Linked DNA regions of Homo sapiens: regions 2, 3, 4, 5, 6 and 7 are each linked to region 1. Evidence: chromatin contacts called from ENCODE Hi-C or POLR2A ChIA-PET data. All regions are on one chromosome and are shown on one strand. The core of a region is the stretch at or near the end of the contact, and the rest is flanking DNA. Distances in the headings are between cores, read along the strand shown. Region 1 holds the start of BDNF (brain derived neurotrophic factor). Region 2 has its middle 280 kb from the start of LINC02742. Region 3 has its middle 260 kb from the start of LINC02742. Region 4 has its middle 220 kb from the start of LINC02742. Region 5 overlaps LINC02742 (long intergenic non-protein coding RNA 2742). Region 6 holds the start of LINC02742 (long intergenic non-protein coding RNA 2742). Region 7 has its middle 66 kb from the start of LINC02742.

Region 1 (3,796 bases), core at 427-2,926:
CAAGAACATTCCTGCGTGCTTGTCGGAAAATGTTCTTTGGTTGCTACTGACATTAAGGAGTAAGTGCAGGATAACTAGAGGACCCTAAAATAAGATCCAAGAAGCCCTAACACACCGCCAATCGAGGCTTATCAAAGCTCCCCCAGCGCGAGGAAAACTTGCATAGAAGCCAAACAAGAACGAGGAGTCAAAATCCACCGACGACGAGTCGCACGCCCCACCGAGCTGGAGTCAGCAGCACCATTCAACAAGTCCCTCCTACCAGCTCTCTAAGGGATCCCGCAAAACCTTCCTTTACCACTTCCCCACCCCCAGCCTCCCGCCCCCAGTAGCTGCTCTTGGCAGCATGGCCGGCAGAGGGCACCCTCTACCTTCCCTAGCTTCGTTCTCTGGGTCCCCTCCTCCTCCTCGCCTCCCCTCCACCCCGGTCCCTCATCCCCGCTCTACCCCCAACACACAAACACTGCATCCTCCAGTTCACCCTCGCAGCCCCGAGGCTTCTTCCTTAGGGATGCCCCTAGTCTGTAATCTCCCCTTCTTCTTGCCCGTCAGGCACAGAGCCCCCAATCCTCAGCTATTTCTTTCCAGGAGTAACTCACTCACCCATTCCTCTTCCCGGCTCTGCATCCCCAGAGACTAACCCGAGTCAAGAATCCCCCACGTACATCCCAACCACTCCCCGAAAGTCAAAACTCTTAACTTCCCTGGAGGGCGCTTCAGAAGAGGGGCGCAGGATGGGTAGAGATGTGGGTTCGGCCTGCCCGAGAGTGTCGCAGACCCTTTCAGTTCCCAGCGGTAGGAATTCCGCCTCCCAAGTTTTCCAAGCTACATTGGCTTCGGACTTGTAAGTCCACTTCAGTCTCAATTCCTGGGGAGCAGGTAGCCGTGTGCAGCTCCGGGGAAGGGATGCGGGCTGAAGGCGCAAGCTTCCCTCCCACTCCCCCCGCAAGTCGGCGCGGGGACCACCCACCCCCTGGAAGGATTCCTAGCCTAGCCCCAGCACCCTCCCCTCAGTCAGGACCCTCGACAGCTCTGGCCCCCTAAGTCTCTCTCGACTACTCCTGGGCTGGGGGAGGGCTGCGAGGGATCCCCGGGTCGCCGTCTTTGCTCCCATCACGCAGCTCTGGGTCTCCTCCAGGCCTTCCCTCCTCTACTTCGTGACTTCCCCGGGTCCCTTTTTCCCTGGTGGTGCCGGCTGACCTTCTGGGTTGTGGGATGGGGGAGAAAACTCCCCAAGAGTAACTCCAAATCGTCCCTTCTACCGGAGGGGAGGAAAGAAGGAGACTGGCCTCGTCCCACAACTTTGGGGTGGGGGATCCCCCAGTCAACTCTCTCCCGCGGACGGGCAGCTCCTGCACCAAGCCCCATTCCCAGCGCTTGCCTACCTCGGGGTCCACACAAACCTCACGGGTCCCCGGCGGCGGAGTCACATCGTGGTTCCGATTCTGGCTCCAGCGCCCAGCCCCGGTCCCCGTCGCGGTGCTGCTCCCCGCCGGCCCCACAGCAGCGGTGGGTGTCTCATTAAAGCCCCCCGAGCAGGAGGTGGAGGGGCGCACCGGGCTGGCTCCTCTGTCCGGCCCGGGAGCCCGAGGCGCTACGGGGTGCGCGGGACAGCGAGCGGGCGGGTGCGCCCGGGCGCGGCGGCGGCAGCGTCGGGGACCCGGAGCTCCAGGCTGCGCCTTGCGCCCGGGTCAGACATTATTTAGCTCTTCGGTTGAGCTTCGATTGGTCAAACGGCGCCGCCCCCCCCCCCCCGCCCCCCGCCCCCCGCTCCCCGCTCGCCCGCGCTACCGATACCCGTTCGAGGCGGCCGCTTAAAGGGAACGCCGCGTCTTTTCCTCGCGCGGGGAACCGAGGGGCGCCCGGAACTCCCCGCTCCCCCGGGGCCTGTCCTCACCTCCTCCCCTAGGGCCCCGCGACATCGCCCTGCGAGTCCTGCGCCCTCCTGGGGCGCCTTGGACAGGACGCCCGCGGCTTCGAGGGGTGTTCCAGCCCCAGCCTCAGCCCCGGGGAACCCCGCGTCCCGCGCCCTCTGCAGAAACCCCGGCTGTGGGCGCTGGGGCGGGAGGGAGCGAGTGAGAATCGCACGCCCCGAGGTCTCGCTCCCCTAGCTTTCAACTCTCCCCTTCCTCCCCATCCCAGCACCCAAGTTCTCTGGGAGAGGGCGTGCGTTTCCCGGGCCACAGACACACCTTCCCGCACCTTCCTGCACTACGGAGCTTGCGAACGCGAGCACACAATGAAATCGCACAGAGCATGGGGGCTATTGGTTTACTCTGCTGCCTTAAACACGCCGGCTTAAACAGAGTTCGCGCACTGACCTCTCTAGAGTTTGCCTAATAGGAATTCAATCAAGATAATAACAGCATTTTTTATTGATGAACGCCCCCAGATAACGTTACACCAAGTTACTTGTTCCAGCCAGGAAGCCCAGGCAATGACAGACCTCGCTAAAGCCACACGCTTTCTAGCCGACCAAACAGAAAAACGGAAAGAGAAAGAAAGAAAACAAACCCACCTTTTCAGTCACTACTTGTCAAAGTAACCATCAAGGCAGCTGCTCCGGGAAAGACTTCGGCCCCAAAACTCCCACACTCTATTATTTTTTCACGTTCCCTTCGCTTAATTAAAGGGGGGAGGGGGCGCGAGTCTTTGGTGCCCGGTATGTACTCCTTCTGTTCTGCAGCAAAGAAGTTAAATTATTGATAGTGGAAATTGCATGGCGGAGGTAATACTCGCACCCCATCAGCGAGAAGCTCCATTTGATCTCGGCAGAGGCAGGGAGATTTCATGCTAGTTCGCCGGGGGGAGCGGCAGCGAGAGCAGCCCTCTCCGCGGTGAATGGGAAAGTGGGTGGGAGTCCACGAGAGGGCTCCACGGTGCCTTGACGTGCGCTGTCATATGATACCTCCGCTGCCTCGAAATAGACACTCTAGTGCACGAATTACCAGAATCAAAATTCAGCGCATTTAAAATGATACATCTTTTATTAGAAGAGTTCCGTTCCAGGGCATTGCATGCTTTTGCAGATGTTTTCACTTCCAGCCCCAGCAAACACACGTATAAGCTAACCCTTTTAATAACGAACCAGGGCAGCCAAGATAAATAAAAAGTCTTCTGCTTTAACCAGAGTGGGGGTAGGTGATTCGAGGGTGGGGGCAGAACTGGCTCAGTTAATCCTCCCCCGCCCTCCACCCCCACCACTGCCCGCAGCAAAAGAGCAAATAGCCTTTCGGGTTCTCATTTGCCTGTAGCCAAGACCCTTGAAGAGAACTTATATGGCTAGGGTCCAGAGGACATTTTCAATTATCCATTTGATGAACTCTGTCAACCGTCTACCTGTGTTTCTGCTTTAAAGCTGAATTTTCTTCTCATTAGTTCAACCAATTTGTGCAGACCTTAAAATTTAGAATAAAGAATAAGACAGCAGTACCGTACTTAACTTGGAGTCCCTGGACCTCCTCGGAGCATAAAAATCACCTGGGTGAGTGTTAAAATGAAGGTCCCTCCTCCTGAAATTGTGATTTAGTAGGGGTGGGGCAGGGCCCAGGAGTTATAATTTTAATAAATACCACAAGCAATTCGAATGCAGACAATCTGAAGTCACACTTTGAGAAACACTCTCTTGGGGGTACAACACTGGGTATCAGAGGAATCTCCCACCAAGCCCACACCCAAATTCTGCAGGCAGCTTTCTGTGTGTGTGCGTTTTTCTGTAATCTCAAAGGGGTTTGACCTAATAATTGCGAAGACTATTGCTGTAAGAATTTCCCTAAAGACTCCAACATTAATTTTG
Region 2 (3,796 bases), core at 728-3,227, 1.5 Mb after region 1:
GTTAGGGCTGGTCATGTGACACAATTCTGGCCACAAATATATAAGTGGAAGGATGTTGGATATTTCTAGGAAGATTTTGCCTTCCCGATTATAATCTCTCCTTGCTGCATCCTTTCCTTTTCCTGTCTAGCACATGTGATAACAGTAGAATTGATGGCAACATAAATATATGTGTTGCTATAGCACAATTTCAATTAATTTTAAAATTTAATACATGATGATAATTTTGATTGTTATTTTTATAAGACCTGTGTTTGTTATTATCCCTCTTCTGCCTCCCCTGCCTAATAGCTCAACAGAAATGTAGCCCAAAATTCCCTCATTCATGGCATGGTTCACCCCATTAAATTTTAGTCTCTTACCTGCCACCCAAATATCAAACCTAGAGTACTTGGGTACATCATGTCTAGATCAGGGTAAAGTTACTGTTTTGGAGTTGTTTTTCTTGGTTATTGTTATTTTTTGTGTATAACAATGCTAATCAATTGGCACTACCTTTTCCCGAACACCATGTACACCCAGCTTCAGCAGGAGAGAGCTTTTTTTTAAATAAGTAATGTCTGCCATGTACACAGAAAAATTGCAATGAATATATTTTATTAACATGATGGAAGCCTTCCCTTTGAAAATAAGGAAGGTAAGAAGACGTTAGAAGATGTTACAGATGTTGCTTGGTATACTCAAGGACACAGAAACAAGATTTTGGAGCATGCATTAGCCTAACTTACATAGCTGCTGGTCTCTGTAGATGGACCTAAGGACAGTGAAGCCTCTCCCAGGGACAAATCCCTAAGGTGCTTTGTGGCCAGCACATGTGGCCCAGGTAGTATAGCCCTGTGGTACCTGTGCCACATGTGCCACCCTATTGCTTTGTAGCACAGGGCTATGCTATCCGTGCCACCCTATTGCTCTGTCCTAGCCCTTCATCTATATCTGCTTCCACAGAGGTGAGCTCTCATGTCCTTTGAGTTCATTTGCCACCTCACAGAGGTGAGGAAGTGGAGCATGAGTGAAAGCAGCCTTCTTTGCCAAGCAGTCAGGTTGCAAAGTGAAAGGAGAACAAGCCATGAGGTTAATTTTGTCTGGTCTTAAGTACAAATTATTTTAGTTTTGGGGGAAGTAAAATGAAGCAATTCAGAAAGAAGAAAGAATTCCGGAAAGAAATTCTATTCTTACCAACCCAGCAGGGATGTACATTTCAATTGCTGAGAGGAAACAATATTAGATGTAATACTAGAGGCTCATTGGAAGCGGAAACAGGAGCCCTAATTTGAAGCGGGAGCCATTCATAAAATGACTCACAAACTTGCTCACAAGAATTAAACCAAGTTTATGAAGAGTAATTCTTGTTTGCATTTTTTTTTCATTTCCAGCAAGTAATGAATAGCAATGTGGCCCATACTCAAGGTTACATCATTCTTTTTCTGATTTTCAAACATGATTATTGTTAGAGCAGGGGACTGACAGACACATATGTTGAGTAGCCAAGGACTGACTGAAAACAGAAGGGGAAATATTAGAAAACCCTGACTCCCAGTCACACACTGGATTAATAAGAGAGCAGTTAATGGTGTTTCATACTTTAGGTAAATCTGAGGGCCAGATTCCTCCCAGGAAGGACATTAGGCAGCAGTTGAGCCAGTGACAAGCCTTTCATAAGCCAGCATGGCTGCCTCAAGGGATCAGCATGATGAAAGCAGGAGATTAACAGAAATCATGTTTTTCACTGTGGGGCTTTTACACATTTCCTGCCGGACAGCTCTAGAGTCAGACGGCACCCTTTACCAGATTAATTGATCAGATTAGTACCAACGCCATGCTTTGTTTTGTGTCCTTCTCCACATTCATGTATCTCACCTCTATCTGGGACAGAAACAGCTTTGCAGGCAGTGGATGCCAGCAGAGCTTCCGCAACTCAAAACCAAAAGAGTAATATCTTCTGACTCATTTCTCAAGACTCCTGACTCTTACCCACTTTGTATCACATTATGGGGTAAGCAAGCTGCTTTGGATCACAGAGTTGCTATGCATTCCAAACTTCCTCCCCAAGAGGGAAAACACAATGTAGTGTGAAGTCATGGGTCTGAATGAATTTCGATTCTCCACACAGATTGCTGTTGTCTTGCCTTACTACCAAGGGGAATGAGCCTATGTCACTTGTTTCTTAAAGCTTCCCTATTGCAGTTGGGACTTTACTTTCAGAGAGAGAATTGTACATTTAGTTCCCTGGGAAATCTAATTCCAGTGTCAAGCCTTTCTCAGCTGAAAGATGGGTCAGATGTTAAGTCTATCCCTCAGAGTGGGGGGACTTAACCTCTCTTATTGGTTTCAAGTTCTTGTTCCTCCTCTGTCATTCTCCATCTTCCTCTCCAAAGACATATTTTCCAAGGGTCTTAGGGGGAAAAGTGGGTACATCATCATTTTGTAGGGCAATAAAGTTGGGAAAATCATTTTAAAAACCAGTTAACATTTATATACCACAGTTCCTGTGTGCCTTTCTAAGCAATTTATTTATAATAACTCATTCAATCATTATACAAACAATGCGGAGATCAATATTATTTCTATCTTCATTTTATAGGTAAGGAAACTGAGGCATAGAGAAGATAAGAAATTTGCCTAAATTCACAAAGTATTAAATATATTGTATAGCTAGTGTTCTAATTGAGGTAGTATGACTCCAGGGCATAATTAAGTAGCTTTTACACAAAGACCTACTTGCTATGTTAGCATGTTTCTTGATGTATTAAATTAGTGCTATTAAACAGTTTTGTGATAATGAATATCCTTAGCTAATGGAAGGTGCCAGATAGCAAACTAATAGGAACTGCATGAAGGGATGCATCATAGAGAGAGACATATAAAGACTCTTCTCTGAATCACTTAAGAACTGTCTATAGCTGTTCCACATTTAAGTAGAAAAGAAAGATGCATCTATTTTTGTATAGTTTCAAAAATATAAACAAGGTGGGTATTGACTATTATGGAATCAATAGGCTAAGTATGCAAAGAATACTAACAGAAAACAAGAGCAAAATAGAAAGCAGGTAGATGATGTTCTAAGAAGAACCTAGGACTTAAGAAAACTTCTTAAGCTCATTTTCAGTGTTCTTTTACTTTTAGCTCTTCTAAAAACCTAATACGCAGGCAATGGCTATCAGGCTGACTAGAATATGAACTTGTGCATTCATGTATGTATTTTTTTCCTTTACTCAGAACATGCCTACTACATGTGCCATTTCAGAAAACTTTTTTCAATCATTCTAGGACTTACTTTCTTCATTTTCAAATGGAGATACTAAAAGTAAATATCTGATAAGCTTTTTGTGAAATTTAATTGAGATGTAGCATGTAAGTCATAAGCACAGCTTGGCCCATAGTATTGTTCAGTTACTACTTATTTAAAACCATGGTTTTACTACGGATTGGAAAAAGAATAGGAAAAGCAAGCAGCTAATATTAGTTGAGCCCTAACCATGTACAGGGCCACTGCAGCTGGAAAACAAGATAGTTGCAGTATGCAGAGATCACATAAGCAGAAATAAACAGGCATGCTATCTATTTCTGCTTACATGATCTCTGCATACTGTCTTCCTTTTTCATCCTATCCATTCTTCCGCCATTGATTTTTATGCCTTTGGAGTGGGGCAGTTTGGTCATAGGCCAGTTTGTGTCACTACCTTCCTATATATCACTTTCTCCCCTGGCTCATTTCACACTTGGTGTATTTTCAAAGGTCTGACTTTTCTTTCAGACTGTCTCTCATGATCCAGAGCCTCATTCAGTTCAATCCAAT
Region 3 (3,796 bases), core at 662-3,161, 1.5 Mb after region 1:
AAAAATTATAAAGTAGAATAGATTACTGGGTGCCAGGGATTATGGATGGGGGAGGGAAAAGATAAGTAGTGAGTATAGCTATAAAAGTGTAGCACAGAGGATCTTTACTGAGAAGAGACTATTCTTTATCTTGACTGTGGTGATGGTTACATAAATACACACATGTAATAAAATTTCATAGAACTAAATACACACTTGAATGTATATAAGTCTAATAAAGTCTGAATAAGATCAGTGGATTGTAAAAATACCAATTTTCTGGTTGTGATATCATCTTGCTGTTGTTCAAGATGTTAGCGTTGGGAGAAATTAGATGAAGAGTATATGAGGTCACTCTATATTATTTCTTACAATAGTATGTGAAACTACATTTTCATACAAAAAACAGTTTAATTGAAAAAAATTTCCCAAACTGGATTTTTTGATCCTGCCATAGATTATTCCAAAGATAACAAAAGTTTTTCTATTTCTGAGCATGATTAAAGAGAAGATAAAGAGTGCCTCTATTTCCTCTGAAGACAGAATAAACTATTTTCTTTTTGGTAAGAAGACATGCAAAATACCACTGAAACAAGTCCCACACAGTTTAATCATCTCAGAGCAACCAGTGAAATCTTTCTAAAATGTATTTAGAGCATATTTGTCTTATGCTGAATAATCCCCACTGTTTTCCCATTGTACTTGAAATAAAATTCAATTTATTTGCTATGGCATATAAGGTCCTACATAATGTGACTCCCTTATATACTTTGATCTCATCTCAACTTCTTTTACTAATTTTATTAGTTATCTATTGCTGTGCAACAAGCTACTTTAAAATATTGCAACTTAAAAGAATGCACATTTTTTTATCTGCAATTTCTGCAAAGTAGAAATCTGGGCATAGCTTAGCTGGGTCTTCTGCTTTGAGGTCTCTCACAAGGCTGTAAACATGTCAGGCAATACAAAAGTGTTACCTGAAGACTCAGATGGAGAAAAATCCACTTCCGAGCTCACCGACGTGGTCGTTAAGAGGATTCAGTTTCATAAGCGCTGTTGCACTGAGAGCTTCCATTCCTTGCTGGCTGTTGGCAAGAAGCTACCCTCAGTTTCTTGCCACATAGGCCTCTCCAACACGCCCCTTGTTTCATCAAGGCTAATGAGACAAGGGAGAGAGAGAGAATCCACAAGCAAGACAAAGTCAGCATCTTTTGTGACTTAAGTAGAAAAGGGACATCCTCTCAATGTTGCTGTATTTTATTGGTTACAAGATAGTTACTCTAGGGGAAAGCATGACACTAGGTCCTGAGTAACAACAGGTGGGGTCACTGAGGGCTATATAAGAGCCACCCTATCACACTAGTCTTCTTGCTGTTTACTGTATATCTGATCCAAGATTGTTAGAAAGCTGACTCCTTGTCATTTGGTAGGTCAGAGTTAATTGTGGAGAAGACCCAAAGTCTATAGAAGTGGAGTTGGAAATGGAGGTATATTGGGCTGATTGGCAGCTGGTAAGCTACCTGGGTGTGTAGGTGTGTCCGCAGATTGGTAAATTGAGTTAGGCTGGCCTGAAGTGAAGATTGCCAAATTCAACACAAGTGTGATAGTGAAAAATTAGAAAAGGAAATATTCATTAAATATCTTTTATGACTCAGCCACCATGTTTGTTGTTTTGCACACAAAATGTTTTACAAAATTATCTCGATGATATCATCCTAATCTTTTAAATAATGAAATCCAAGGCAGAGAGATTAAGTATCTCCAAAGATTACACAGTTGAAAAATAATTCAAACTCCTAGTCTTTCTAACTTTAATAACTGTTCATTTGCCACTGTCCCACAGTGGCTTCTGAGATGTCAGGGACTTCTCAGAGGAGCTGGTGGCCCAGGCTCGTGCTTTAGCTGGGCTCTCCTATTGAGCTTTCTCCAGGCTCCAGCGATGCTCCTTTGCATTCTGCTGCTCCCTTATGGCCATGACTGTAATTACAGCTAAGTTTACAGCCCTGGAAGAGGTTTCCAAGGGAGGGAGGCAGGAATCTGAAAGAACATTGGAGCATCAACCAAGAAAATAAAGAATTTGCAAATGAGGAAAAAAAGAGAGAAGAAAAAAGAGAAAAGAGGAGGAGGATGGGAGTTAGGACACAGAAGAGAAGGAGAAGAAGGAGAATGGTATGGTTTGGCTTTGTGTCTCCACCCATATCTCGCCTGCAATTGTTGTCTTCATAAATCCCCACGTGTCAAGGGTGGGACCAGGTGGAGGTAATTGAATCATGGGGGTGGTTTTCCCCATGGTATTTTTGTGATAGTGAGTGAGTTCTCAGGTGATCTGATGGTTTTATAAGTGTCTGGCATTTCCCTCTTGCACTCTCACTCTGTTCTGCCACCCAGTGAGGAAGATGCCTGCTTCTCCTCTGCCTTCTGCCAAGATGGCAAGTTTCCTGAGGCCTCCCCAGCAAGATGGATCTGTGAGTCAATTACACCTATTTCCTTTATAAATTCCCAATCTCGGGTATTTCTTCATACCAGTGTGAGAACAAACTAATGCAGAGGGAGAGCAAAAGCAGAAGAGGAGGGAGGGAGTTAAAAAAAAGAAAAGATTGTGGTTGGACTGCTCCAGGAATCAGACAAGTTTATTAGAAAAAAACTTTCTTCTCCGGCCTTATAGAATACATGAAAGCTTGATAGAAAAGCCGAGTATCTGCTAAATAGTGAGAGGACGGCCATGCCTCTTATAATAAAAGTATACTCAATAAAGCTTAATTATAAAATAATACCTGTAAATATAAAAAGTAAAATGAATTTTCATTTTATTTCAGATGCATTATTACATTTTATTAAAAGAAACCTGTGAAATAGGATTCTCATTATCCCTATTTACAGAAGGAGAAATTGAGGTTTGGGGAAATTTAGACTTGCCTTTTGGGTCACTCAGCTAAAACGTAGTGGACCCCAATAGTACTTCATATCTTTTCATGCCAAACTCTGTCTTTTGCTTTTATATCATATGTCTCTGTTGTACCTATCTTTCAGTTTTAAAGATTCTCTTAACCTACTGGTTCTCCCTCCAGGAGGTCTTCCGGGTTTCCTAGATCCTTTTTGGCTTCAGTTTGTAGTTGCATTATCTTAGTCTTTAAATTACAGGAATTGCTCAGGTACGGTACATTTTCACATCCAGACCACTAGTTCCATGCTTTTCCCACTCACAGATGATGCATACTTAGAACATTTGAGGTCATATTGCACAGACCTTTTAAAGAGAAGTATCAGTGAGTTTTTAAAAATCTATGTCTTTATCTCCTGCAGGTGGTTGTGGGGGGAGGGCACGTAATTGAGAGTTAATTGATTGCGTGTTTTCCCCACTAGAGTTTCATTACCATCCTACACTTCTATTATATGGGTCTTGAGGATCAAGACTTCCAAGGCCATCGATGATTCAACAAATTAATACAGACCAGAGCTAGTAATCACAGCTTGGAGATGAGGGAATGAGAGCACACTGATAGAAGTAAAGGGCAGTTTGGAAGGGAGGACCAGGGCTGCTTCCTCATTGTTTTTCCTGTCTGTCTGCAGTTCATTGTGTTCTTGAAAATGTTACTTTTCCAGTACCTAATGAATGATACATCAAGGCCTGCCATGAAACTGTAGGGAGAGACTTTATGGTATGACTCATGAGCCATGCTGAATTACAGATCTTTTCTCATTAGTCTGATTAAAAACCTAAGCTCATTATGGCTCAGGAAGTGATTTAGTTTCAATGCCTTTTGGTTATGTTCCTTTTTTATTTTCCAGGAGTGCATATTTTGGCTAAGAATTCATT
Region 4 (3,796 bases), core at 516-3,015, 1.4 Mb after region 1:
TCATTTCCATTTGCCTGCTATTACCTGTAGATCCACCTTGATCTTGTACCTCTGTCAAGGTCAAACCTATTACTCTAGTTTTCAGCCTCAGAAGGAGGTGAGTGGTCCTTTACAAGGCACTGGATTGCTACATCATGGGTCATACCCTCAGCTGATGTTTAAACACCTAGCAGGTCGAGGCTGCAGTGACCCATGATCATGCCACTGCACTCCAGCCTGAGTGAGAGAGTGAGAGCCTGTCAAAAATAAGGAAGGAAGGAAAGAAGGAAGGAAGAATGGAAGGAAGGAAGGAAGGAAGGGAAGGAAGGGAGGGAAGGAGGGAAGGAAGGAGGGAAGGAGGGACGAAGGGAAGAAGGGACGAAGGGAAGAAGGGAAGAAGAGAGGGAGGAAAAGAGATGAGTGTGTGAAGCCACTATATTTGGGACTTCATCTGTCACAGAATCCAGTGTTGTTCACCTTAAATAATGCTGTACTTAAAGTCAACTCTGAGGAAAAGTTGTTTCCAAGTTGGATCTCAATCAGGATTATGACCAAACCAATCCTGCTGCAGAAGCACAAAATATTGCTTACAGAGTGATGGGAAAATAATGGCTACACAAACTGCATGGGTCAGAAAAATGGCATAGCACAGGAGCCTCATTTGTAGAGCTGTGCTTTACAAGGCCTGCTGTTGGGAAGCACAGACTCCCTGAACTCAAGACTTGCTAGATTGATAGCTTTCTCTAATATATGAACTCTCCTTTTGTTGAGCACATGGTCAGACTATATTTCTCAGGATCTCATGAGTGAATTGTGGCCATATGATTGTGTTCTGGACAGTGGAATGAGAACAAAAGCAATATATTCAACTTCTAGGCTTGACCCTTGGGAATCCCCATACCCAATCATGGTTTCCTCATCTGTCAAAGAGATAAATCTGAGGACCTAGGGGAGGGTAGAGACATAGCATGCTAGGAGCAGGAGTTTTGGTCTCTGAGTTTCTGCATGGAGTAAACCCCAACACACACACACACACACACACCAACAACCTGCCTTGGAATATGACATGAGCAAGAAATAGGATTGTGGCTGGACTCAGTGGCTCACACCTGTAATCCCAGCACTTTGGGAGGCTGAGGTGGGAGAATTGCTTGAGTCCAGCAGGTCGAGGCTGCAGTGACCCATGATCATGCCACTGCACTCCAGCCTGAGTGAGTGAGAGCCTGTCAAAAAGAAGGAAGGAAGGAAAGAAGGAAGGAAGGATGGAAGGAGGAAGGAAGGAAGGAAGGAAGGAAGGAAGGAAGGGAAGGAAGGGAGGGAAGGAGGGAAGGAGGGACGAAGGGAAGAAGAGAGGGAGGAAAAGAGATGAGTGTGTGAAGCCACTATATTTGGGACTTCATCTGTCACAGAATCCAGTGTTGTTCACCTTGAATAATGCTGTACTTAAAGTCAACTCTGAGTAATCACAGTTACCAAGTACAGTACTCCCCCTTTATCAGCAGTTTTACTGTCTTGGTTTTAGTTACCCATGGTCAACCATGGTCCAAAAATAAGTACAATAAGATATTTGGGTTGAGAGAGAGAGAGAGGTATTGATTTTCACATAACTTTTATTATAGTATGTTGTTATAATTGTTCTTTTTATTAGCTATTGTTGTTAAACTCTCATTGTGCCTAATTTATAAATTAAACTTTATCATAGGTATGTATGCATTTAAAAATATGGTATATATAGGCTTATTACTATCTGCAGTTTCAGGCATCCAGGGGGGTCTTGCAACATATCCCCTGTGGATACGGGATGACTGTTATATAGATGACTCAAAGCAGAGAAACACTGCAGTTATAAAAACTTTTTATATAATAGCCTGTTTAATCTCCAAAGCACCTATTTTATGGATAAGGAAACCAAGACACAGGGAGGCTGAGAAACTTGTTTCAAGTGACACAGTTACAAGAAGCAGAGCTGAGATTCAAACCCTGGTCACCTGACTCTAAAGTCTTCATTTATACTTGACTACTATGCAATAAAATATGCTATTATACTTTTGTAATCTACAGATTATCCTGAGTTAAAGATTGCTTCCACCACTGTTTTTAAGAGCCTGTTTCCTAGGGTGAGGTGGGTACAGTATTCAGTATTTATAGGTCTGATTTCATTGAATACCTCGTAGCAGTGCTATTATCTCCACAGAAGAAACACTAAAGTTTGACAGTTTAATGGTCAAGATACCAGAGCTGTTTTGAGCTGTTATTCTTACCCAAATCTTCAGATTCCAGATCCTGTGCTCTCACAAGTATGCTCTGCTGTCTCAAACCTGTCAAAACACCCCTTCTAGAACACTGTTTTCCTCCTGGCTGGATTCCTCCTGTCTAGAGGATTGCTTTGTTAGTGAAATGACATAATATATGGGAATGTGTTCTGTAAACCAGGAAACACTGAACAAACATAAGGCATGATTATTACCAGTAGTACTTAAGACAGAGAACAAACCATGACAACCCAATTGCATGTACTTCCTTATTATTCAGAAAGGGAGCTCAGAGGAAAAGTCTTGCCTGGGGAATTCAGTACAATCTGAGTGTATACTCTGCAGTTCATTCAGAAAACTGATTCCACAGTTCTCTTCCTAAGTTCTGCTTCCCAAGTAATTGGGTAATATCCACGTACATGCAGTGCAGTAGGATCACCTCTGCCTCACGCATCCGTGCCTCATTTCCTCACTTAATGCCTTCTCAGTTCCGTTATTTATTTTCTTTAATATTACTGCAGTACAGCAGAATGAGTCACACTCCCTGCCATTCCCAGTAGCACCCTCGAAGGCCCACAAAACAATCCGGTGATTTATGAGGACTTTTTCTACCCAAATGATACACAATCACAGAAGCTGGCTTTTCACTGCCTCGGTCTCCAGATCAGGGACAGGTTTCGGATATCAGCTCAGAGAAGGGGTTTGGATCCTTTGGCGGAGCCCGTGCAGTGGGGTCGTTCTAAGGCAGGGTGAATTGGATGACTGGATGGGGCAGAAATGGTGTAAATGAGGGTTTGGAAGACAAGCAAATGCAGTTTCCAGGAAGAGGAGTCATAAACACAGGAACTCAGGCTGTATACTAATGCTAAGAATGAGAAGGCTGTATATCTAAACCAGTGATTCTCAACCAAGGAACCCTAAGGGGCACTTGGCAAAGTCTGTAAACATTTTTATTTGTCACTAATGGTAACAAGTAAAGTGGGTGCTGGTTGGGTACTACTTACACCTAATAGATAGAGGCCAGGGATGCTTTTTAAATTTATTTAGTTATCTCTATATATTTATAAGAATTATATATATTTATGGTATACAACATGATGTTTTGATGTATGTATACATTTTGGAATGGCTAAGTCGAGCTAAGGAACATATCTACTACCTCACACACTTATTATTTTTGTGTAGCGAGAACATTTAAAATCCACTCTTTTGGCAATTTTGAAGTATATAATGCATTGTTATTAACCATAGTCACCATGTTGTACAATAGATCTTCTGAACCGATCCTCCTTTCTAACTAGAATTTCGTATCCTTTTACCAACATCTCCCCAACCCCCAACCTCCACTCCTGACCCCCAGCCCCTGGTAACCATCATTCTACTCTCTGCTTCTACGAGTTTCAACTCTAGATTGCAGAAATGTGAGATAAGGCAATACTTGTTTTGCTGTCCTTGGCTTATTTCACTTAGCATAATGTCCTACATTTTCATCCATGTTGTCACAAATGACAGGATTTCCTTATTTTTTAAGACTGCATATTATTTCATTGTGTGTGTGTATATAT
Region 5 (3,796 bases), core at 799-3,298, 1.3 Mb after region 1:
TCTAGTTGGATTGTAATTCTTTATAAAGAAATAATTCTTCTTATTTCTTTATAAAAGAAAATAAGCTATAAGTATACATGAGCTTTTATGTGCATTCATGTGTCTGTTTTATTTTTGTAAATGTAAAGGAAAAGTTCTAGAGAAATAAACAAGAAAACAATCACAGTGACAGTTCTAGAGAAGAAATTAAGAGGAAAGACTTCACAAGGACTTTCAATTTTTACCTATTGTTTAAATTTTTTTTACATAAAGTCTCTATCCTGCTTTACATAAATAACTAAAAGGGAGAAAAACAACAATAAAGAACCTCAACACAGATGTGATTCATGTTTTTTTATTGTAATATTCATGTTTTACAGTGCCATTCTTTGGCAGTATACTGAAGGGGTCAGCATTTGCACAAATACTTAGTCATTCAGTAATACAAGAGATACGGAGGTGATAAATGAAATACTCAGTTGTTGCCACAACAAGGCAGTCTTAGTGAATCACGTAGGAAATGCCAGAAAGACAGCTGAGTGTAGACAAAACACTAGGAGAGAATACAGACATAATCACCATTTCCATGGCCCTTACTGTGTATGTTTTTCAATTCTTCTAATTATTCTTCTCTCTGAGGGACACATTAAAAAATGAAAGTAGTTTCTTACCACAAAGAAAGTACTTTAAAAAGCTATGTTAGATTGCTAAATATGGATTTTAATGAGTATCTAAAAAATTCTCATGGCCAAAGCATATTTATCTGAGCATTCAGTATATGTGTTTTAATTATATTAAGTGAGATTTCTGAACATCTGACATCTGTTTACTAGTCAACTCTTAATTATTTGAGCATAACAATGTTAAATGAAATGTTTTAAGGAAGCTGTTGGAACTCTGCAGTTCTAAGTGCGGTCCTAACAAATTCATAGGAAAGCCTTAGAATCCATCCCTGCACTCAGACACAATGGAGTCCACTTGCTCTTTGTTCTTCCCTTATTTCCTTGTTTTCTTGAATTTGTCTGCTTTTTCTTACCACCTCTCCTTCAGTAATGGTGCATTATTCACCAGGCCCTGTGTAAGACAATGTTGGCATCTTATAATCAGAGGAGTGGGTCTGAAGTTTTTTATTCAGAGACCGTGTACATAGAGATATTTAAAAATCATTTATTTCTCTAATAAAACAGTCTATCGTAATTGCTGTTTCTGCTATCATATTACTAAGAATACAGGGCCAGCAGGCAGAAAGCTTCACTTTGAAACCCAGCTTCCCTACCTGTGACACTTACTGGCTCTGTGGCTTATATTTTCTTTCTAAATGTCAGCTCTATGTCTAGTAATATTCTGGCCCTGTATCCACAACAACAGCAAAGCATAATGTTCTCAGTGTGTTTATCCAGATTCCAGAAGGCTCAAACTTTGTTTTTCTTTAATAATAATGACGATGATGGCTAATATTCATTGATATCTTACTCTGAGCCAAGCACTGCACTAAGCCCTTTATATGGATTATCCTATTTAATGCATACAATTCCATAAGGAACATATTATTCCATTTCCACAAATAAGAAATCTACAGATTAGAGAAGTTAAGTAACTTGTTCAAGGTCACATAGCTAGCAAGTGATAGAATCCAAAGCCAAGCTCTTAACAATTACAATATTCTGCTTCAATTATTTCCTGAGTGGTTTCCTTCCCCCACCTCACAGGTTGCCTGCCCAGCCTGTTGCTAAACTATGTCTGGCAGAGGATATCTCTTTCACCCCTGAGATGGAAAACCAGTATCTTTGCAGCCTTTTTTTACAACTACGAGCTTATGTGGTGGTTAACTTTAAGTGTAAATTTGAGTGAGTCATGGGATGCCCAGATATCTGATTAAACATTATTTGTGGATGTGTCTATGAGGGTGTTTCTAAAAGAGATTAACATCTGAATTGGGGGACTTAGTAAAGTTGATTGCCCTCCCTAATGTGGAGAGACATCATTCAATCTGTGGAAGGCCTGAATAGAACAAAAAGGAGGAGCAAGTTTGGATTCATACTCCCTCTACCTGATTACTTAAGCTAAAACATCAATATTTTCTGCCCCTCAGGATCCTGGTTCTCAGGCCTTCAGACTTGGATTAAAATGTATACCATCAGCCCCCTGGCTGCTGGGCCATTGAATTGCGCCCTCAGATTTTCTGTCTTTAGCTTGCAGATGGAACATCATGGGATTTATCAGCCTCCATAATCATGTGAATCATACCTTATAATAAGTCATGTCTATTTATCTATCTAGTTATCTATTCTATTGGTTTCGTTTCTCTGGAGAAGCCTAACTAATACAGCCTGCTTCCCACTTCCTTTTGAAAAAACACTAACCACCATCAGGATGCTTTAAAGGAGTAAAACAAAAGCATGCATTCAACAAATGAGCTTCTACTAAGTGTCACACACTATTCCAAGGAATGCAGATATAGAAATAAGAAAAACAAGGTATCTGGCTTACTGGCACTGATAATGCCAGAGTGAGAGGACAGGAAATAAACATGTAAATGATTAAGATAATTTTTGAAGTGATATATGCTTTGAGGAAAGTAAAACAGAATGATAAAAGTAAGTGACTTAGGGAAGGCTACTCTACTTTGCAAAAGACAAAGTAATACACCTGTAGGGTCTTTGTTGAATGGAATATGCTATGTCCACAAAATGGATTACTAATTAGTGGCAAAAAGTAACAGGAGGATCTCCAAATGATAAGAAATGGTTGCCAGAATGGTTTGTTACTTGGTATATATTTGCTTATGATTTTAAGAAAAAAAAACAGTGGTTATATAAAACAGAAAACTAATGAAAAGGGTTATTGATAGGAAAGGAGGAAAAAGATCTGATTGGAAGGGAATGGAAGGAAGATTTCTGTCGAAATCATTGGTATATAATTTCTACTATGGAAGACAGATTTTTTCATAATTTAAATACATTTATTTATTCTAAAAATAGTCCTGAAGATTAAAAAGTTCACTAAGATCTTTTTAAAACAATTAAATATTAAGTAAATACCATCCATACTAGCTCCTTACTAATTTTCAAACATGCCAATGTTATTGGTGCCTCAGGGCTTTTGCATTTAACATGGTCTACATGGAGTAGTCTTCCCCTATTTCCCATAGCTTGCTGTCTTACTCTGTGAGGTTTTTGATGGTATTCCCTGAGTAACCTGTCTAGAGTAGCAGCAGCTTCGTTTTTCTTTATGATGTTTATCACCATCTGCCAAGCCATAAGATACAGAAGTTAGACTGGAACACCAAGGAAGAAACTGATAATGTTTAATGGTATGTTTTCTTCTCTTCTTTCTAGGCTTAAAGCTAGCTTAAAGCTAGATTATATTTTCCAGCCTTCTTTGCAGTTAGGTGTGTGTAGCCAACCATGTGGGTAGATTACATTCTTGCCAATTGAATATAAGTAGAAGTGATGGCCATCCAGTTGCAGATTTGACCCATACAGTTACTATACCCAGTTCCCTCATTCTTACTCTGTCTCTCCATGTACCACTGAATAGAGAAGACCCAAAAATTTAGATAGGGGTGGAGTTTCCAGAGCAAAGCATCTTGGGGCTGAAAACCTGCTGGAGAAGGGTCCCTCTACTAACTATCCTATGTTTTCCTGGGACACAAACAGAACATAAAACTTTATGTTAATTCATTGTATTTATCAAAGTCTATCTAAACAGAAGAATGGAAATCACTTGAAGTATTTACAGCAGAAGAAAACTAACTCAAGGAGTTAGTTAGATAAAAGGAAAGAGAGTCAAATATAAGATAGATAAACCAGAGTTG
Region 6 (3,796 bases), core at 377-2,876, 1.2 Mb after region 1:
TCTAATGGCTCATGAAACTTGTCACAGGTAGGTGGTATTTGATGACTCACAAAAGAGGAACTGTGGTGCAGATTAATTATTTTTTTGGCTATAAAATGATACTGGTTTATATTATGCTAATAATGGGAAAGTTAATAAATAATTCAAGTCATTAAAACTAAAATTTCTGATGCTGTTAATCCAAGAATATTTTGAAAGCACGAACATTTATGGTAATCTACCATAATTATTAATATTCACGTCCTTAATATAATCTACCATTAATTGCTAATATTCTTCAGAAAATCTATTCTTTATCAAGCAGTAAATAATTGGTTTCATTGTTTCACTCAATAAGGGAATAATCTCAACATTGACACTTAATACTAGAGTTTCCATCCTACACATAAGTATCATACCATAAAATAGTTTTAAAATATGCCATTAACCAGGCCTAGTGTGGGCGAGGGTGTTGGAAAATGGGTATCTTCATATATTGCTTGTGGGAGTAAACCAGTACAACATTCCCAGAAAGAAACACATATCAAAAGATGACATACTCTTTGAACCAAAATATAATTCTAGAAATCTTACCCAAGGAATTAATCAGACAAATAAGCATATTCATTGCAATATTATTTTTAATAGAATAAATAAAATAATTAAAATTTCTTACAAGATGATTTTAAATATGTTAATACTAATCTGTACCACAAATTTTCGTAATTTAAGTTTCACAAATTTATGTTGTTGATATAGAAAAAGTTCATATTATGCTGCTAAGAGGGAAAATGAGGTTACAGAAAACTATGTGGTATATATAACTCTACTTTTGTAGAAATAAGTATATTTATTTATAGTCAGACATATATGATATGTAAATATACAGTCATAGAGAAATTAGCCAGTTATAATCGCATTCGATATATTAGAGGCAAATGAATAGAAAAGAAAAAAACTATTATGATGTTAAAATAGTCATCCCTCTTATAAGGAATTATTTAAAAAATTATCTTCCTTTTGCTGTTCTCTGTCTTTATCTTTTTTCTAAAATAAATTCAAATGCTCGTTTGTATAGTGACAATTAAAATTAATAAAATATTGGCTAGTCATTGGTTTCTTTCTCTACTCTCCCTCTGGGATGGCTCTGTCTTCTTGATAGATTGTGAGGGCAGAAAGAGCAATCAAAGCAGCAGACTGCCCAGATCCCACCTGCCCTTTTCTACCAAGCATAAGGCACCATCAGGCCTATGAAGATTTCTAACTATCTGTTCTTCCCCATTCATACATGCATAAAATCAATTTTTGACTAAGGGGAGTAGGAAGACAATTGGACCTCTTATTAGCAGCTCCCTAATTTCTCTCTGATTTTCCTCCTTCATCGACTGGTTGAGTTGTCTCTCCTTCTTGGTTTGAAAGCTGTTCTTTCGCTTTGATACATCTTTATCCATTCAAAGTATAGGCATTCAAGGTTTGAACCTGGGGCATTAGCAAGCCAGATTCTTCACCTGTAAGTTTAGGATGTCGTGAGAAATTTCTGCTTCTTCCCACTTTCTCACCCTTTTGGGTAATGTTAGAAGAGACTGACCAGGCCCAAGGTTTTGATGGCTCCACCCACAAAGTATTTGAGAGAATCTCGCAAGTGATTGGGCAAAGCATCGTAAGGAGATTTTTCCCCCATTTTGGACGTTATAACCGTCCAGTCTACAGAATATCACAGGCTCTACTTTTGTGTCAATTTAAAATGAGGATACAGAAAATGAAGGCAAAGGGAAACTGTGTAAGTCAGTGGTTAATAACATGAGCTGTTGTGTTAGACTTACCTGGGTTTGAATTCTAACTCTTTCATTTACCAGTGAGGGATGTTGAGGCAACTCATTTAAGCTCCCTGAACCTCAGTTTTCCATGTGTAATATTGGTATATCTATTCTATTATTAATAGGAAGATAAAATCGATGGTATATATAAATAAATTAGAGTAAAATTTGATATATAGCAAGAGCACATGTGCTAGCTTATGATGGCAATGATCATCTATGTTTATTTCATTATGGTTATCAGATGGAGTCCCTCTGAGGAAAGAGGGAAGGCAGAGAAGTTGGGTTAGAAAATGCAACAGCAGCTACTACTGTTATTCATATATTTGTGTAATTATAGTAGCTGTTTCATATTTCCATGTGTAGTATTTATCTACAGTTTATAAATCTGGTTATACTACATTTATAAGTTCAGTTTCTAGTTCAAGGGTGAAACAAAACAAAATAAAATAAGAAAGACACCCAACACAGGTTTCTATATAAAGGGTTAGGCTGCTTGTTACAAACTGGGGCAACTGCATCTGAATTCAGTTTCCTTCTAGTTTTTGTTGGTATCTTTTTAATAGATCTTTCTTTCCACTTTCTCTACTTTTATCTCCTAAGATGAGAGTTTATGGCTAAGAGCCCCATATTTTATTTAATTTAGGTGATAAATAGGAATCCAACATTAGCCTATATTTTCTTATCTTGGTCCAAAGGTTTCATTCCTAAAGTTGGGCTTATCTTTTCCTTACACGTTCATTTCTTAGCTCTTTTTTTTGTATTTGGTATCATTCTTTTTTCATTTTCCCTATGCTAGAATCTTCTCTCTTTTTGAGAGATCTTGACATTAGTAGCTGTGTGATTTAGGCCAGGATGCTGCAGGGTACACAGTCTGTTGTTTTTATTCATTGTTAGGGGTTCCTAAAATATCTCTGAAAATTCCCCAAAGAAAATATAATCTATATATGTGAGAGATAAATTTCTGTAACATAATTGAGTATAGTCTTCTGTATCATTAAGAATTGAAACTATTTGGGCCTTTTATATAGTAAAAAATATATATATTTCAAGAATTTTGTATGCATTTACTGAATTTTAAAATACATTTTATTGCAAATATTTATACCTCTGTGTTTTGTTTCATGTTGGTGAAAAATAGGCAAAGATAAACACAGATTTAATATGATTAATTTTTCCCAGAGGACTTGGCTCTAGCAGTTACAAAATATAAGACAGTTTAATTTATACGGTTTTTATATGTTTCACTGACCATTCCAATCTTTTGTTTTCCTGCAAAATGAAGCCATTTAACGGATACTCACTGTAGTAGTTTCCTGCCTTAACAAGTCATCACAAACTGGGTGGTTTAGAACAACAGAAATCTATTCTCTCCAGTTCTGGAAATTAAACATCTGAAATCAAAATAGCACAGGGCCATTCTCCTTCTGAAGGCTCTAGGCAAGAATGCCTCCTCTCCTTTTCCTAGCTTTTAGTGTTGTCGGCAATCCTTGCAGTTCTTTGGCTTGTAGCCAAATCACTCAAATTTCTGCCTCTGTCTGTGCACGGCCTTCTTTCTGTGGCTGTCTGTATTTCTGAAGCTCTGTTTCCTTGAAAGGACACCAGTCATCATATTTAGGGTCCACCATAATCCAGCATGATCTCATTTTACCTTGATTACATCTGCAAACACCCAGTCTCCAAATAAAGTCACATTTACAGGTACTGGGGTTTAGGACTTGAATATATTTTGCTGAGGGGAGACACAATTCAACTAGCAACACTCACAAAGCACTTCATAACTGTATTATAGAACTTAATTTGTAGTTACTAGTTTAAGTGGTGTCTACCTCTCTTTCATTTTCTCACCATGCCCTACTTCTCAACCCTCAAGGTCAGAGTCAATTTCTTTATTTTCTATATGTCTGCCTTTATAGCTAGCACACTGCCTGAATGAATATAAATGCCTTAAATGAATATAAATGGAATGGAGAATATAAAGAAGGGAGACAACATATAAC
Region 7 (3,796 bases), core at 339-2,838, 1.1 Mb after region 1:
TTAGGCAACTGAGAAGAATGAGAAGAAAATGAAACACTCCTTAGCAAAAATTGAGGTAAAAGGGAGTGTGCTGGAAGAAGAAAAGTTGAGAAATTCATTGAAAAAAGACTACAAGGAAATTCGATTCCAGCTGACAAAAGGCTGTCTCTGTTTGCAGAATTTGCATGTATTTTCTTTTTAATTTGCCAGTTTTAAACTGAAAGAACAAGAGCTGAAAGTCAATTGATAGGTCATGAGTCACCAAGTATTTGACTGTTAGTATTATGTTAACAATCTGAGTGTATCAGCCAGCAAGCTTTTCAGGACCAGCAGATGTTGCTGGCATTAAGAACATGAGGGTTTCCAGCTTCATCCACGTTGGGGGAGGGGGGGAATAGCATTAGGAGATATACCTAATGTAAATGATGAGTTAATAGGTGCAGCATACGCACATGGCACATGTATACATATGCAACAAACCTGCACGTTGTGCACATGTACCCTAGAATTTAAAGTATATATAAAAAAAAACCATGAGGGGAGATGAGCACAAGATGAAAGGCCCATAGAAATGCTTTTAAAAAAATGAACAACAGGAATTGCTAATAATTTAAGGGACAAGAAAAAGGAATGGAAGGCTTGGGGACTGATGGCAGTGCAAAGACTTAATTTCCCATTGCATTAGCTTAGCAAAAAGAATCTGGGTGGTCCATCACCACACTCTTCCCTCTTGGGAGCAAACTACAGCCAAAGACATCTGGAATGGTTGTTTGAAAAATATATATATATGGGGAGAAATCTTGACATATTATCCTAAGAAGCAAATTAGGGTAATATGTGTAATGTCTTAAATCTTTTTGCAATGTTATGAAATTGATGTATTAACTAATATGGTTTCCAAGTAATAGAAAGATGGAAATGTTTAAGATTGTGGCTAAAAAAACACATTAACAGCAATACATTATTCTAAATACTGAGGCTCAGTAAATTCTGAAAGCACATCTACAACTATAGAATAATAAAGAAATAATAAAACAAGAGATAGGCCCAAATGCTAAATGTAGAAATCCCGAAGCAACATTATCCTCTAATTGTCCTAAATCATGTGGTTTATGAGCAAAGAGCCAGCACCTACATTCTAATTGCTGGCCATGAGTCAGCGATCACTGACTTTCTTCCTCTAACAGGGCCTTGACCTTGGTCTGGATTAGTGGGAAATTAACACACTCGTCTTGAAATTTTAAATACTTGAGCCTGAATCTACCAAATCAGGACATTCAGATTTTTAAAAACCTTCAAGAGTTATGTTTTGAGAGTTCTTAGAAGATGTCTCAAACATGATCAAGAAAATATCTCCATCATCAATTTGACTAGTTACCTGGTGATACTAATTTTCCACTTGTCTCCTGCCTAGACTCCCACTCCCACTAAATGTAAAAATGTCACTACATTTTTCAGACACTGCCAGGAACCTCCATAGCTTCTACAGAGTTCTGCAGTCTGATGCTGCAGGGCATTGCCAGCTCTTGCCAGTCTCATGCTGTGATGGGACACAGGAAGTGATCACTGGGCTGTGTAATTTTCTTTTGTGAAAGAAGGAGGGATTGGCTTTCATTCTCTTGTGTTATATCCTGTTAGAGGGTTCTAAAGCAGCATTCCGTTGGTACCAAAGTCCATTTATTCATGGAGCAAACATTTAAAGAATGTGTACTCAGTCCAGGCATAGTGCTTGGTGCTGGATATAAAATAGTTAGCAAAAGCACCCACGTTAAGTAGAAGAGCCAGACTTTACTCAAATAAGTCCAATAATGACGCACACAAGACCACAATCACAGGAAGAATTCTAAAGGAAGAGACTGCTATGAGATTTGAAGGATTAGTAAGCACTAGCTAAGTAATGTAGGGATGCACAGAGTGGGAACAAGGGGTCCATTATCACAGCAAAAGAAATCACCCAAAGATTCTGTGCCAGTTGGAGTGTGAAACTTCTCAGGATCTGAAAAAATCCAGAGTAGGTAAATTACAGAGAATAAGGGAGAGAATGCTGCAACCTGATGCCTATAAGAGCTAGAATAGCCTCGTTAAGGTCTGATGTCTTACTCAAGAGTAAAGTATTATAAGCTGGGTGGTGAGAGGAGTAAGTGTCCTTATCAAAGTAGTGAACTGCTGTAGAGTTGATTAAAGACAGGTAAGATTTATCTGAAGAGAGAGAAAACTTTGGTGTTTTATATAGAGTCCCCTCCCATCCCCTTCACTCATATTCTCATTAACACTGATTTAGAATCTTAGAATCTAGTCTGAGGAAGTGGCTGTACTTGGAGATCAATCTAAGAAACAGCTTATTGCAGTCAGATTTGTTCTTCTCCTCTGATTCTGGCTTTCAAACTGGGTCCACCTTTTTGTTCATGGCTCTGTAAGATGCACTTTATTAAAATTAACTTTAGATAGGACTCTTCCAGCAATTTACCAAAGATGTCCAGCCCTTTTTGTACCCCAACCCGTTACATTTCAGCTGGGATCCCCACTCTATCAGGACACAGAAAGTGCATCTTCTTCAGTGCTCAAAACCTCAGTGTCCTTAAAATATCCTGTATTGATGTATCAGCCCCTCAATTCAGAGAAGATAGTTCCTCTGATCATATGACTTCATCATTTCATCCCATAAATTGGGATTTATGATCCAAATAATAGTCACTCTTTCATTGAGTCTGTAACATCTAGATTAATGTACATGTTTTGTGGTTTCCATTATCATATCTGGTTAACAACACCAACTATAAAATTTAAAGGCAGAATAACATAGTGATTTCACTTCATGTTAGACAGATATGGGCACAAATTCTAGGTTAGGTGCTTACAACTCTGAAATCTTAGGCAAGTTTCTTCAATCGCTGATACTAAGTCTCTTTATTTGAAAAATAGTGGTAGGCCAGGCACGGTGGCTCATGCCTGTAATCTGAGCACTTTGGGAAGCCAAGGCGGGTAGATCACGAGGTCAAGAGATCAGACCATGCTGGCCAACATGGTGAAACCCCATCTCTGCTAACAATACAAAAATTAGCCGGGCATGGTGGTGGGCGCCTGTAATCCCAGCCACTCGGAAGGCTGAGGCAGGAAAATTGCTTGAACCCATGAGGCGGAGGTTGCAGTGATCCAAGATTGTGTCACTGCACTCCAGCCTGGTGACAAAGCGAGACTCTGTTTCAAAAAAAAAAAAGAAAAATAATTGTATAGTAGTAGTGAGTATATAATTTAACAAAAGTATATGTAAAGTGTTTGGGAATGTACCTGAAATTTCACATTGAAAAATTATGATTATTGCTGTATCATTGTTATTAATCAAGTTTAATGGTCAACAGTACAGTATGATAAAGATGAAATGTATTCTATAAAATCTTACCTTTTTCTTTTCTTCATATTTAGTAAGAATTTATGTTGTTTATATTAGCATTATCTTTTCTTAAGAGAATAGTAATCTCTTAATGAGATTATTTCTTACAAGGCTTCATAAAAATGGAAAACTTAAGTTTTTCATTCTAGTCCAAAAGCATATGGGAAAAACAGTTTCAGAAGCTTTAAATATTAACAAGAGGAACACAGCATAATGATACAGGGAAGAAGTGAGAGCATGAATGCTCAGAATTGCTTTTAGTGGAAAGAAGCAGCCAGCATTTGTTGAGAGCTAAAGATCTTTTTTTTTTTAAATAGATATGAATTTAATTGGCAGGACTTGGCATCATTTACAGGAAAACATGTTTTATTTATTTCAGTTTAAATATATTTCAAACACTATTTTAAAATACAGTTCTGCCAAGTG

The links. Hi-C counts contacts between places; a loop is a spot of excess contacts on that map. ChIA-PET counts read pairs that join two places held with the same protein, here RNA polymerase II (POLR2A). Pooled maps may share reads with other maps.
Region 2: a loop to region 1 is called in a map of A673, with 7 times the contacts of the local background. The contact joins the enhancer-like site here to the promoter of BDNF in region 1. A Hi-C loop is called at or near these places in 2 of 168 maps with a recorded cell type or tissue (A673 and IMR-90) and 1 of 50 pooled maps. POLR2A ChIA-PET finds 5 or more read pairs at or near these places in 2 of 52 experiments (AG04450 and BJ).
Region 3: a loop to region 1 is called in a map of endothelial cell of umbilical vein, with 18 times the contacts of the local background. The contact joins the enhancer-like site here to the promoter of BDNF in region 1. A Hi-C loop is called at or near these places in 23 of 168 maps with a recorded cell type or tissue (A673, Caco-2, Calu3 and 19 more), 37 of 37 single-sample maps with no recorded cell type and 31 of 50 pooled maps. POLR2A ChIA-PET finds 5 or more read pairs at or near these places in 6 of 52 experiments (A549, AG04450, IMR-90 and 3 more).
Region 4: a map of endothelial cell of umbilical vein shows a loop between it and region 1 (6-fold over the local background). The contact joins the enhancer-like site here to the promoter of BDNF in region 1. A Hi-C loop is called at or near these places in 1 of 168 maps with a recorded cell type or tissue (endothelial cell of umbilical vein) and 2 of 50 pooled maps. POLR2A ChIA-PET finds 5 or more read pairs at or near these places in 3 of 52 experiments (AG04450, OCI-LY7 and SK-N-SH).
Region 5: a map of endothelial cell of umbilical vein shows a loop between it and region 1 (15-fold over the local background). The contact joins the enhancer-like site here to the promoter of BDNF in region 1. A Hi-C loop is called at or near these places in 8 of 168 maps with a recorded cell type or tissue (A673, Caco-2, GM12878 and 5 more) and 5 of 50 pooled maps. POLR2A ChIA-PET finds 5 or more read pairs at or near these places in 1 of 52 experiments (endothelial cell of umbilical vein).
Region 6: a loop to region 1 is called in a map of A673, with 2.2 times the contacts of the local background. The contact joins the promoter of LINC02742 here to the promoter of BDNF in region 1. A Hi-C loop is called at or near these places in 1 of 168 maps with a recorded cell type or tissue (A673) and 2 of 37 single-sample maps with no recorded cell type. POLR2A ChIA-PET finds 5 or more read pairs at or near these places in 2 of 52 experiments (Caco-2 and HCT116).
Region 7: a map of endothelial cell of umbilical vein shows a loop between it and region 1 (12-fold over the local background). The contact joins the enhancer-like site here to the promoter of BDNF in region 1. A Hi-C loop is called at or near these places in 5 of 168 maps with a recorded cell type or tissue (Calu3, IMR-90, PC-9 and 2 more) and 3 of 50 pooled maps. POLR2A ChIA-PET finds 5 or more read pairs at or near these places in 7 of 52 experiments (A549, A673, AG04450 and 4 more).

The regions. Positions count from the first base shown.
Region 1 is chr11:27,698,779-27,702,574 of GRCh38, forward strand. BDNF (brain derived neurotrophic factor) reads right to left here and starts at 1,677. Exons shown (of 2, transcript NM_001709.5): 1 at 1,386-1,677.
Region 2 is chr11:29,183,759-29,187,554 of GRCh38, forward strand. No RefSeq gene overlaps it. Among named protein-coding and RNA genes, the nearest start is that of LINC02742, 280 kb to the left of the region's middle. Within about 2 kb of position 1,978, at least 3 of the 41 ENCODE cell types and tissues checked have a DNase peak (open chromatin) inside an H3K27ac peak, as active enhancers do; they include A673 and IMR-90, where a contact is called at or near this core.
Region 3 is chr11:29,157,825-29,161,620 of GRCh38, forward strand. No RefSeq gene overlaps it. Among named protein-coding and RNA genes, the nearest start is that of LINC02742, 260 kb to the left of the region's middle. Within about 2 kb of position 1,912, at least 2 of the 41 ENCODE cell types and tissues checked have a DNase peak (open chromatin) inside an H3K27ac peak, as active enhancers do; they include IMR-90 and endothelial cell of umbilical vein, where a contact is called at or near this core.
Region 4 is chr11:29,117,471-29,121,266 of GRCh38, forward strand. No RefSeq gene overlaps it. Among named protein-coding and RNA genes, the nearest start is that of LINC02742, 220 kb to the left of the region's middle. Within about 2 kb of position 1,766, at least 5 of the 41 ENCODE cell types and tissues checked have a DNase peak (open chromatin) inside an H3K27ac peak, as active enhancers do; they include endothelial cell of umbilical vein, where a contact is called at or near this core.
Region 5 is chr11:29,018,388-29,022,183 of GRCh38, forward strand. All of the region lies in intron 1 of LINC02742 (long intergenic non-protein coding RNA 2742), which reads left to right. Among named protein-coding and RNA genes, the nearest start is that of LINC02742, 120 kb to the left of the region's middle. Within about 2 kb of position 2,049, at least 3 of the 41 ENCODE cell types and tissues checked have a DNase peak (open chromatin) inside an H3K27ac peak, as active enhancers do; they include PC-3 and endothelial cell of umbilical vein, where a contact is called at or near this core.
Region 6 is chr11:28,900,611-28,904,406 of GRCh38, forward strand. LINC02742 (long intergenic non-protein coding RNA 2742) reads left to right here and starts at 1,627. Exons shown (of 4, transcript NR_183752.1): 1 at 1,627-1,759. All of the region lies in intron 3 of LOC105376604 (a long non-coding RNA gene), which reads right to left.
Region 7 is chr11:28,834,828-28,838,623 of GRCh38, forward strand. No RefSeq gene overlaps it. Among named protein-coding and RNA genes, the nearest start is that of LINC02742, 66 kb to the right of the region's middle. Within about 2 kb of position 1,589, at least 5 of the 41 ENCODE cell types and tissues checked have a DNase peak (open chromatin) inside an H3K27ac peak, as active enhancers do; they include A673 and endothelial cell of umbilical vein, where a contact is called at or near this core.